2 separate regions of the Homo sapiens genome follow, and region 1 is linked to region 2. Evidence: chromatin loops called from intact Hi-C (ENCODE). Cell type or tissue: dorsolateral prefrontal cortex. All regions are shown on one strand. Links, peaks and the distances in the headings refer to the core of each region. The heading gives the core; the rest is flanking DNA. Region 1 overlaps ABCA8 (ATP binding cassette subfamily A member 8). Region 2 overlaps ABCA9 (ATP binding cassette subfamily A member 9).

Region 1 (5,388 bases), core at 244-5,243, 62 kb after region 2:
TTCTGCTCTGATGTTTATTATTTCTTTTATTCTACGACTTTTGGTTTTGGTTTGCTCTTGCTTCTCTAGTTTTTAAGAAGTGTCGTTAGGTTGTTTGTTTGAAGTTTTTCTCTTTTTGATGTAAGCACTTATTGCTATAAATTCTCCATTTAGTAATGCTTCCACCGTATTCCATAGGTTTTGGCATGTTGTGTTTCCATTTTCATTTGTTTCAATAAATTTTTCAATTTCCTTCTTAATTTCTTCCTTGACACACTGGTCATTCTAACACATATTATTTAATTTCCATGTGTTTGTATAGTTTCCAAAGTTCCTCTTGTATTGATTTCTAGTTTTATTCTATTGTGGTCAGAGAAGCTATTTGGTATAATTTCAATTTGAAAAAAAAATTTAAGTCTTGTTTTGTGGCTAGCATATCGTGTATCCTTGAGAATGATCCATGTGCTGAGGAGACGACTGTGTATTCTGCAGCCATTGCATAAAATGTTCTATAAATATTTATTGGGTCCATTTGATCTATAGTGCACATTAAGTCCAATGTTTTTGATTTTCTGTCTGGATCATCTGTCCAGTGCTGAAAGTAGTGTGTTGAAGTCTCCAGCTATTATTATTGTATTGGGTCTCTCTCTCTCTCTCTGTCTTTAGCCTTAATAACATTTGCATTACATATCTGGGTGCTCCAGTGTTGGGTGCATATATATTTACAATTGTTATATCTTCTTGCTGAATTGACCCTTTTATCATTATATAGTGACATTCTTTTTCTCTTTCTATGGTTTTTGTCTTGGAATTCATTTTGTCTAATATAAAGATATCTATTTCTGCTCTTTTCTGTTTTCTATTTGCATGGAATGTTCTCTGTTATTATCCCTTGAATAAACTTTCTATCTTTATCTCTTTCTTTATCTCCTCCTTAAGGCCAATGACTCTTATACTTGTCCTTTGGAGGCTCTTTTTTAGATCTTGTAGGCATGCTTCATTCTTTTTCAATTCTTTTGTGTTTTGTCTCTTCTGAGTATTTTCAAATAGCCTGTCTTCAAGCTCATTGATTCTTCTGCTTGAGAGACTTTGATACATTCTTCAGTATGTCAGTTGATATTTTAGCTCCAGAATTTCCGCTTGATTTTTAAACATTATTTCAATCTCTTTGTTAAATTTATCTGATAAGATTCTGAGTCCCTTCTCTGTGTTATCTTAAATTTATTTGAACTTCCTCAAAACAACTATTTTGAATTATCTGTCTGAAAAGTCACATATCTTTGTCACTCTGGTATTGGTCCCTGGTACCTTATTTAGTCATTTGGTGAGGTCATGTTTTTTTGGATAGTCTTGATGCTTGTGGATGTTCATCAGTGTCTGGGCATTGAGGAGTTAGGTATTTAATGTAGTCTTCACAGTCTGGGCTTGTTTGTACCCATCCTTCTTGGGAAGGCTTTCCAAGTATTCAAAGGGAATAGAATGTTATGGTCTAAGTCTTTGGTCACTGCAGCTGTATCAGCACTAGGGGGCACCCTCAAATCCAGTAACATGGTGATTCTTGCAGACTCTTCGACGTACCACTTTGGTGCTCTTGGAGAATACTTTGGATTACCAGGCAGAGATGCTTGTTCCCTTCCCTTATCTTTCTCCAAATGGAGTGTGTGTGTGTGTGTGTGTGTGTGTGTGTGTGTGTATTGAGCTGTCTGGAGCTGGCAGAGGGGTGACACAAGCACCCCTGTGGCCACCACCACTAGGATTATGCTGGGTCAGATCTAAAGCCAATACAGCACTGGGTCTTTCCCAAGACCCGCAGCGACCACTGCCTGGCTACCGCCAATGTTCACTCTAAGCCCAAGGGCTCTTCAGGCAGCAGGTGGCAAATACAGCCAGGCCTGTGTCCTTCCCTTTATGGTGGCAAGCTTCCCACTGGCCCAGGGTGGGTCCAGAAATGCCTTCTGGGAGGAAGGACCTGGAGTCAGAAATCTTAGGAATCTACATGGCACTGTATTCTGCTGCAGCTGAGCTGACACCCAAACCAGAAGACAAAGTCTTCCCACTCTTCCCTCTCCTCAAGGAGAAGGAGTCTCTCCCCCTAGTCACCACTGCCCCAGGCCTGCAGCGAGTACTGCCTGGCTACCACTGATGTTCACTCAAGGCCCAAGGGACTTCAGGCAGCTTGTAGTACATGCTGCCAGGCCTGGGTAGCAGCTCCCTTCAGGGCAATGGGCTCCCCTCTGGCCTGGGGCAAGTCCAGATCCAGGAGCCAAGGCCTAGAATCCAGGACCCCAGGAGTCCGCTTGGTGCTCTCTACTCCACTGTAGCTAAGCTGGTACCTAAGCTGCAAGACAAAGTCCCCTTTACTCTTCCCTCTCTTTTCCTCAGGCAGAAAGTCTCTCCCCACAGCCATCACAGCTGGGAATGTGCTAGGTCAAACCTGAAGCCAGCAGAGCACTGGGCCTCACCCAAGGCCTGTGGCAAGTACTGCCTGGCTACTCCTGGTGTTTATTCAAGGCCCAAAAGTTCTTTAGTCAGGAGGTGATGAATTCTGCCAGAACTGGGTCTTTTTCTTCAAGGCAGCAGGTGCCCTTCTGGCCTAGGGTATGTCTAAAAATGTCATCTGGGAGCAAGGGCCTGGAATGGGGTCCTCAGAACTCTGCCTGGTGTCCTATTCTGCTGTGGCTGAGCTTGTATGCAAGTTGGAAAACAAAATCCTATTTACTCCTCTCTCCTCTCCTCAACAGAAGGAGGGAGTCTCTCCTGGAACAGCGAGCTGCACTGTCTGGTGTTGGGGGAGGGGGTGAAACAGGCACTCCCTTGGCTGCTCCAGCTGGTGTCTCTCGAGGTCTTTTGCACCCCAAGTCCATTGGCTTTGAGCCCAGAACAGCATCAGGACTTGCCCAGGAATTTCAGTCCCTGTGGTCCTACGTTTATTTAGATCCCCAGAGCACTTTAGTCCATGGTAGTGGGATGAATGCTTCCCCTCTGGCTAAGGCTGGTCTAAATGCTCCCTCTGTGGGCAGTGGCCGAATTCTGCCCTACGTTGCTTGTCACTGTGACAGGCAACACTGAGTTCCAATGCAAAGTCCCACAATGACTGTCCTCTCCCTCCCCCAAGCATACAACATTCTCTCTCTGTGCCACACAGCTGCTGCCAAGGATGGGAAGTTGTGTCAGCAATTCAAGACTGTCTTTCCTATCCTCTCCAGTGCTTCTTTCCTTATATGATGTTAAAACCACTATCATTGCTCACCTGATTTTTTTGTTCTTATGAAGGTGCTTCCTTGTGTGGACAGTTGTTCAATTTGGTGTTCCTGGGGGATGGGAAGATTTCTGGAGGGTTCTATCTGGCCACCTTGCTCTACCTCCCCTCCTAAATCTTCTATTGTTTAAAATAGAAGTGTTGTTACTTTTATTTTACAGATGAAATTACAGACTCCCTAGATTAAGAAGTGCTGGAATCAGAAATTGAACCTGAATATTTTTAAATTCTAAATCTAGTAGTCAAATCCATATTTTAAACTACTGTTTTTGTTACATGATTGGTCGTTTTTGTAAATTTATACCATCTATACTTAAGAAAGAAAACAAACCTATCATGACAACAATACAAAGAAAATAGGATGACAGTTTCCTTAACTCATCTGCACTTGTTTAAGTCCTAGAAAGTTATTTGAAAAATATCTCATGTAGATATTTTTCCAGTTCTGTGTAATGTCCCAATTTTTTTTTATTTCTTATAGCACTTTGTTTGCATCTCTTCTTGGAAATTAATTAAACTATCTGAAAGTCAGTGTTTCCACCTACAAAGTGAGAGTAGCAATTCCTACTTACAAGTAAAGGTTATAGAAAAATAAATAAGAGACTGCCTGGCACACTGCATGGAAACATAACATGTTTTCAAAATAAAAAGTGCTAGTCAGGATCCCTGCCCAATTTGCGAGTCCATTCATGGACTCCTATTTGTGCAATTGCCTTATTTTCTTCTAATCTAAGGGCCAACAAATTATAGCTCATGAGCCACATCCAGCCTACTTCCTCTTTCTGTAAATACAGTTTGGTTGGAGCCCAGTCATGCCCTTTCTTTTACACACTGCTCTGGCTGTCTCCATGTTACAACAGCAGAGTGGAAGAGTTTCAACAGAGTTCTAACAGCCTACAAAGCCTAGAAAATTTACTATCTAGTACACATTTTACAGAAAAAGTTTTACAACCTCCCCTTTCAAGCTTCAAGTTCCTCAAGGAATGACTTTCTGCATGACTCATTCATTCCGCCCCAGCACTCAGCACAAGTTCCTACAAGTGGCCAAGGAATAATTCTTAAATTGTTTTCATTTCAGGAGTCAGCATCATGGAAAACAGCTACGACATTTTTTGCTTCACTCTTCCAGTGGATTTCACTACTTCTAAAAAAATAGCATATATTCTTTTAAGTTCATACATGACTTATGTGTCAGTGGAATAATTTTTGACTTATGCATTTGGTCAAATAAAATTGCTACCATTTTTAAGGGCTTGTCAAGTGCAAACTTCACTATTATTCCATTGTTCGAATAACCCTAGAGGCTGGGAATCATTATTCCAGTTTTCTAATAAAGTAACTGTTTAGATAAGTTAAATAACACGTTCCAGATGCTAAAACAATATTTCAAAGCCAAGTCACTACTGATATTTTGCCCACTGTATAATTTATAACCTCAATTAATAGAATATTGTGTTTGTCTGTTTCTCTATAATGGAGAAATAGCTGTGGTATTTTTCAATGGATAGACTGATTTTCTCAATGATACTTTGTTCTTATTCAAAGTTCTGGGCTTAGCATTACAAGAAAAGCAAACCACATTCATCCATTATTAGTTTCTATCTATAATCCAGTTTCCTTCATAGCACTTACTACTATTGATAATTATTTTACTCATCTGGTTGTCTACATGTTTTCTTCCTGACGCCCGCACTAGACAATGAACTCCATAAGAGCAGAATAATGCTGCTTTAGTCACCATTGTATCCTCAACACTAAGTATGATGTTTGTCACATACTAAGAACTTAGTAAATTTGCATTGGATGACTACATTGAGTAACTGAAACTGTTTGGCATCTATACTTCTCACAAGTCTCTTGTTCCTTTGAAGCGATACAACAATTCTATTTAGTCAGCTTAAAACTGAACCTTCAACTGCAACGTTATCCATTTTGCATAGTCCTGACCTTTGCTGTACTGCAACCCTGGTATTTTCCACTCTGTGACCACCCTCTCTTCAGGAGCTTCAATCAATATGAAACTTCTCTGGGCACTACTCCTGAGTAACCTCACCAGTAACTCTCATTAGCTCATTCTTTTCTTTTGTCCATCACATTTATATGATTTGGCTGGGTTTTTGTCCTCTTATTTCTTGGGTTTTTGTCCTCTT
Region 2 (5,388 bases), core at 83-5,082:
GTCTGTTGTGCCTATAAAGGAAATTTGAAATCTGTATCATTCTACTATAAAGACACATGCACACGTATGTTTATTGCAGCACTGTTTACAATAGCAAAGACTTGGAACCAACCAAAATACCCACAAATGATAGACCGGATAAAGAAAACGTGACACATATACACCATGGAATACTATGCAGCCATAGAAAAGGATGAGTTCATATTCTTCACAGGGACATGGATGAAGCTGGAAACCATCATCCTCAGCAAACTAACACAGGAACAGAAAACCAAACACCGCATGTTCTCACTCATAAGTGGGAATTGAACAATGAGAATACATGGACACAGGGAGGGGAACACCACACCCTGGGGCCTGTTGGGGGGATGGGGGCTAGGGGAGGGATAGCATTAGGAGAAATACCTGATGTAGATGATGGGTTGATGGGTGCAGCAAAGTACCATGGCACATGTATACCTGTGTAACAAACCTGCACATTCAGCACATGTATCCCAGAACTTAAAGTATAATAAAAATAAATAAATAATTTCAGTAAGAACCTGATCAAGTTGAACATGTATATATATGTTATACACAAGTTTGAAACATATTTCTGTTTTTATATGTTTTCTTATGATGCAAGGGCATACTCTTATGCAAATAATTAAAACTTCATAGGTCTTAATTTCCCATATCTCTATATATTATTATGACCTATCCAACTGGTAACCCTATGAACACCTTAAAATAAACTTGTATACTCTTATTTAGGTGAGTTTTTCTTGTTAATACTATTATTATTGCTATCTAATTGAATACTTGAAGGAAGTTGTGTGAAAGACCTTGGCTTTGATTTTAGTTCTTATATTCTTCTAGTTTTTGAAAATAAAACACTTCCATCAACCCGTAAGAATATTCGTCTGAGACCTTGGGCCAAGGGCCCCAGACTTCTTATTTTTTTTAAAAAAGAGACATTAATACTGATCCTACTGAGTCACTTGACTTTTATAAGTCACAAATGAGTTGATACAAGTCAACCCATTGAAAACTATAGTTCACTTTACGTACATCAGTAATAGAGTAAGTGTTTCTTGCAGTGAGCCAAATTTCCAAAGACTGTGCCATTATCATTGTATATAAGGCCTATGCCTTAAATAAGACTTGATTTTATAAGACTGGGTTCATCCGCACTAATGACACACTCAGACTCAGGACTTCAGTGAAGCAGTTTTCAACAAGAAAGTGTCAATGTGCTATATGTTGGGAGCTGATGAAGAAACACATCATTTCAGTATTCTAAGAGTATGTTCCCAAAGCTAAAAAAAAATGCCAATAATAATCTCAGTGAAAGTGTGTTAAGCAAAGGATTTATATCCAACAGTTCTATAAAAGAAAGTGAAATAGTAAACTTGGAAGCATAATATGATCATGGCAATATTATCATTATTTATTAGACTAAGAATACACATTATAACTAGGTTCTGTACATATATTGATTATTTTATGCAATCTTCATAATAACATTACCAACAAATATTCTTATTTATATTTGGCACTGTGAGAGGCAGAATTTCCAAAATGGCCCAGTAGAGATCTGCCTCCCTAATCTCTGGACCCTAAGAATATGACACAATATTGCTTCATTGTCTCTGTTATATTTCATGACACCTTTGACATTAGGAAAAGAAAGATTATCTGTGTGGGCCTGATCTAATCATCTGATGCCTTAAACGTAGAGAGCTTTCTTAGAATAGTGGCAGAAGGGGAAGTCATAGAGATTTGAAACATGAAGACTTGTTGCTCTGTGTCTGTTTTTGAAGATGGGAGGGTCATGGGGAAGGAAGGTGGGTGTCCTCTACTGTGGTAACTTAAAGAAAACAAACAAAAGAAAAAGAAAACCCTGAACTGCCACAGACCACTGTGAGGTATTAAGATATAGAGATTGTTGAGATTTAGGGGTTGGTTACAACAGATAGTCAGCATTACATCGACTAGTACAGTAGTTCATGCCAAGAAAACAATGAAAGCAAAAACCTAGGGTAAGAATCTCTCAAGCATGCAGGGCACTGATGCAATTGCAATTGAACTGTTCCATGCTTCCTATTGCCATTCCTTACCTGGTGCAGAACTCTGCAAGAGTGATCCTTCCTACTGTCTTCCCACGTGTTTATCTGTGTTGACTCTCTGGCTAGTGGATACTTCCTTCATTCTCAGTGTATTCACATTGCACCAACCTGAAAGTGTCTAGCCAAGCAATAGTAACTTGCCTATTACTAGTGCTAAAATAAATTATCTTCTTGTTTTGATTTACTGAGTTATATTCATGGAAATTGCAAAGCAAAAGAGTGGAAATCTTGTGCTAAAATCACTGTCTTGACCGGGTGCAGTGGCTCACACCTGTAATCCCAGCACTTTGGGAGGCTGAGGCGGGCGGATCACGAGGTCAAGAGATCGAGACCACCCTGTCTCCACTAAAAATACAAAAATTAGCTGGGTGTGGTGGCGCGCACCTGTAGTCCCAGCTACTTGGGAGACTGAGGCAGGAGAATCGCTTGAACCCAGGAGGCGGAGGTTGCAGTGAGCTGAGATCCCACCACTGCACTCCAGCCTGGCGACAGAGTGAGACTCCATCAAAAAGAAAAAAAAAGTCACTGTCTTGAAATGAAACTCTTATCATAAGTTGGTGGAAATATTTTAATGTCTCCTCCAAACCCCTCTTCGGACACAATCCAACCCAAGACACAATGCCTTTGGATGAGTTTATCCTTTAACTTAATATAAAAAAACTAGGAAGGAATATCTCCACTTAGATTAAAAGTTATATTGCATGAATGTTTGGAGTATTTGAAATAGAAGGTAAGAATAACTTATTTTGAAGCCTCAATAAATGAAAATATTACAAGGATTATAAAGAAATAATTTTAATGATACTTAGTTTATTCTTATATGAGATGTGAGTTTCTCAACAGTGGCACGATTGACATTTTGTATTGGAAACTTCTTTGTTGGAGTGGTGGTGGGGGAGGCTGTCCTGTGAATTGTAAAATATTTTGCAGCATCTCTGCTCTCTTATCCACCAGATGGCAGTACCACTCCCCAAGTGTGACAACCCAAAATATTTCCAGAAATTTCCAAAATCTCCCCTAATCCTCTAGATTTATATGTTATTTAAACCAACTGCTCGATAATTTTATCTTTAGTAAAAAAATGAGGAATTCAGAACAGTTGATCTCCTTTATTTAGAAATTTTGGGTTCTGTGCTTAGCACATTCGGCCAACCTGCAAAAATTGTCCTTTGAGAACAAATCTAGTAAATTAGCAATACAAATGTTCAGTAATTAATAGAAATATCTATAGACATTGGAATACATTTTGTTTGACGTTCACGTCCCTTTGAATATTTTCAAGACGGCACGGGCCTCAGTGATGTCACATAATAATCTGTAGATTATTTCTGTGAGGGAAAATAAAGACCTCAACAAACTGTAGTATATACTGAATCAGCAAAACTTCTGACAAAGCAAGTGTGGCAAAGACTGTTGAAAATAAAATGAAGTCTCTCTTTCTGGGGTGGCACCGTAAAAAGCCATTCCTTGGGTTGTCTTGACAGGAAAGGTTAATGCTGAAGTGGATGTGTTAGCTTACTGGGAAAAAAAGACCTTGACTCAGCACCGACTCCTCACATGAACCCTGGGAGTGCATTTAAACCAGCGCTACACAATAATCTTAGAATTCTTGGTGGAAAAGGACCTCGAAGGCCGGACACACACCTGTAATCCCAGCACTTTGAGAGGCTGAGGTGGGAGAATTGCTTAAGGCCAGGAACTTGAGACTAGCCTGGACAATATAGCAAGATCCCATCTCTACCAACACACACACACACACACACACACACACACACACACACACACACTCACACACAAACACCTTTTTAATTAGCTGAGCACAGTGGCATGAACATGTAGTTCCAGCTACTCGAGAGGCTGAGGTGGGAGGGTGGCTTGAGTTCAGGAGTTTGAGGCTGCAGGAAGCTATAATTGCACCACTGCACTCCAGCCTGGGCAATAGGTGAGACTCTGTCTTTTAAAAAATAAAAATAAAGGACCTCAGCGATCCTACTGTGATTTGCTTGTTTTACAAATGTAGAACCTGACAAATTTCATTACTTGCTCTTAGAGAATAGAGAGACGTTTATCTCAGGTCACAGTAAACTTTTGCAGACTTATTTTTGGGAAATGCACTATAGAATATAAACTCAGTTTTAATATCTCTTTACATATAATAAAATATAAGATTGTAACTAGAGGCTGGATAATGGCTTACAGTTCTTCCCTCACTAATAGATGCATAGTAAATCATAATGAGTTTGACCAGGAGAAGAGTCTCTTTTATGATTGGCTTAGTTTGAATTTTTACCCTTCCCTGTATAGGTTCATGCTTTCCTAGAACCACACTGCCCAGTCCTTCATTTAGGATCCTTAATGCTGAACAAATTTTAAGGTGGAGCCCATTGACTGACATGGTTGAGTTCAGGAAGCAATGAGCTGAAAATGGTGGAAAAGACTGTCCTATTAAAAAAAAAAAGGATGGAAAATTTAAGCAAAAATGTTTCTATCAGATAATGTGGATTTCATATTGTCCTTTTTATTATTTATCTTCTGCTAAACTCATGTGTTATTCTAACACTTTGAGTAGCTCCATTTGCTAAATATTTGGTTATTATCTCACTATTTTGAAACTCTGTCTTGTTAATTATGTCATTCATTTTAGATAATCAAAAGAGAACTTACAGTTTCAAGGCCCATCCATACTTTGACCTGCCTTCCAACCCTAACTAACTTCATCTCCTTTCTTTGTCACTTAAACTATATTTTCAAGGTCACATTTTGCCTTCCCCCAAACCCATCCTAAACTCCCAAACTCAAGTCTTGCAGTTTTCCACTTTTCCAGTCGGAGCTGAGCATTGCTGGAGAAAATCATTTATCATGCTTGCCGAATGCAATAGATAGAACAGTGTGTATATGTATTTAATTTGCATCTGTCAATATACTACAGGATTAATGTCCTTGGGGATTCAAGACACATGAAAATTGTATAGGTAATGTTGTTTTGGCTTAGAAAAAATAAACTCTACATTCTTAAAAAATGTCCCATGTTACATTTTTCTCAACTAGGATTCTGATTAAATTTTACTCCTATTATTCAAATTGAAAATCTTTCTCAACACCCTAGAGAGTAGGTATTCTACGTTGCTAATCAGAAGACTGATATTCTTAAAGCTCAGCTGAACATGTGTTAGGTTTATGAACACTAAGTAATAAAATAAAGGAACTATGACTTTAAAATATGTTTCCAAAGAAAGTCTAGACCACAGCAGGATTCTAGGCAGATACCTGGAGTTTCATG

The links. A loop is a pair of places that touch in the nucleus more often than their neighbours do. Peaks named below come from ENCODE experiments on the same cell type or tissue, not always from the same donor. Only the 100,000 strongest peaks of a DNase experiment are listed, where the experiment ranks them.
Region 1: a loop joins it to region 2, with 9 times the contacts of the local background. A loop is called at or near these places in 8 of 110 quality-filtered maps.

What each region holds. Positions count from the first base shown.
Region 1 is chr17:68,908,019-68,913,406 of GRCh38, reverse strand. All of the region lies in intron 17 of ABCA8 (ATP binding cassette subfamily A member 8), which reads left to right. Among named protein-coding and RNA genes, the nearest start is that of ABCA8, 45 kb to the left of the region's middle. In dorsolateral prefrontal cortex, for the core only: a CTCF peak has its summit at 2,965; DNase peaks (open chromatin) are centred at 2,806 and 3,046; H3K27ac peaks cover 5,000 bases.
Region 2 is chr17:68,969,992-68,975,379 of GRCh38, reverse strand. ABCA9 (ATP binding cassette subfamily A member 9) reads left to right here. Exons shown (of 39, transcript NM_080283.4): 39 at 1-892. Among named protein-coding and RNA genes, the nearest start is that of ABCA8, 17 kb to the right of the region's middle. In dorsolateral prefrontal cortex, for the core only: CTCF peaks have their summits at 2,870 and 3,069 (motif pointing right); no DNase peak of the experiment used is centred there; H3K27ac peaks cover 1,265 bases.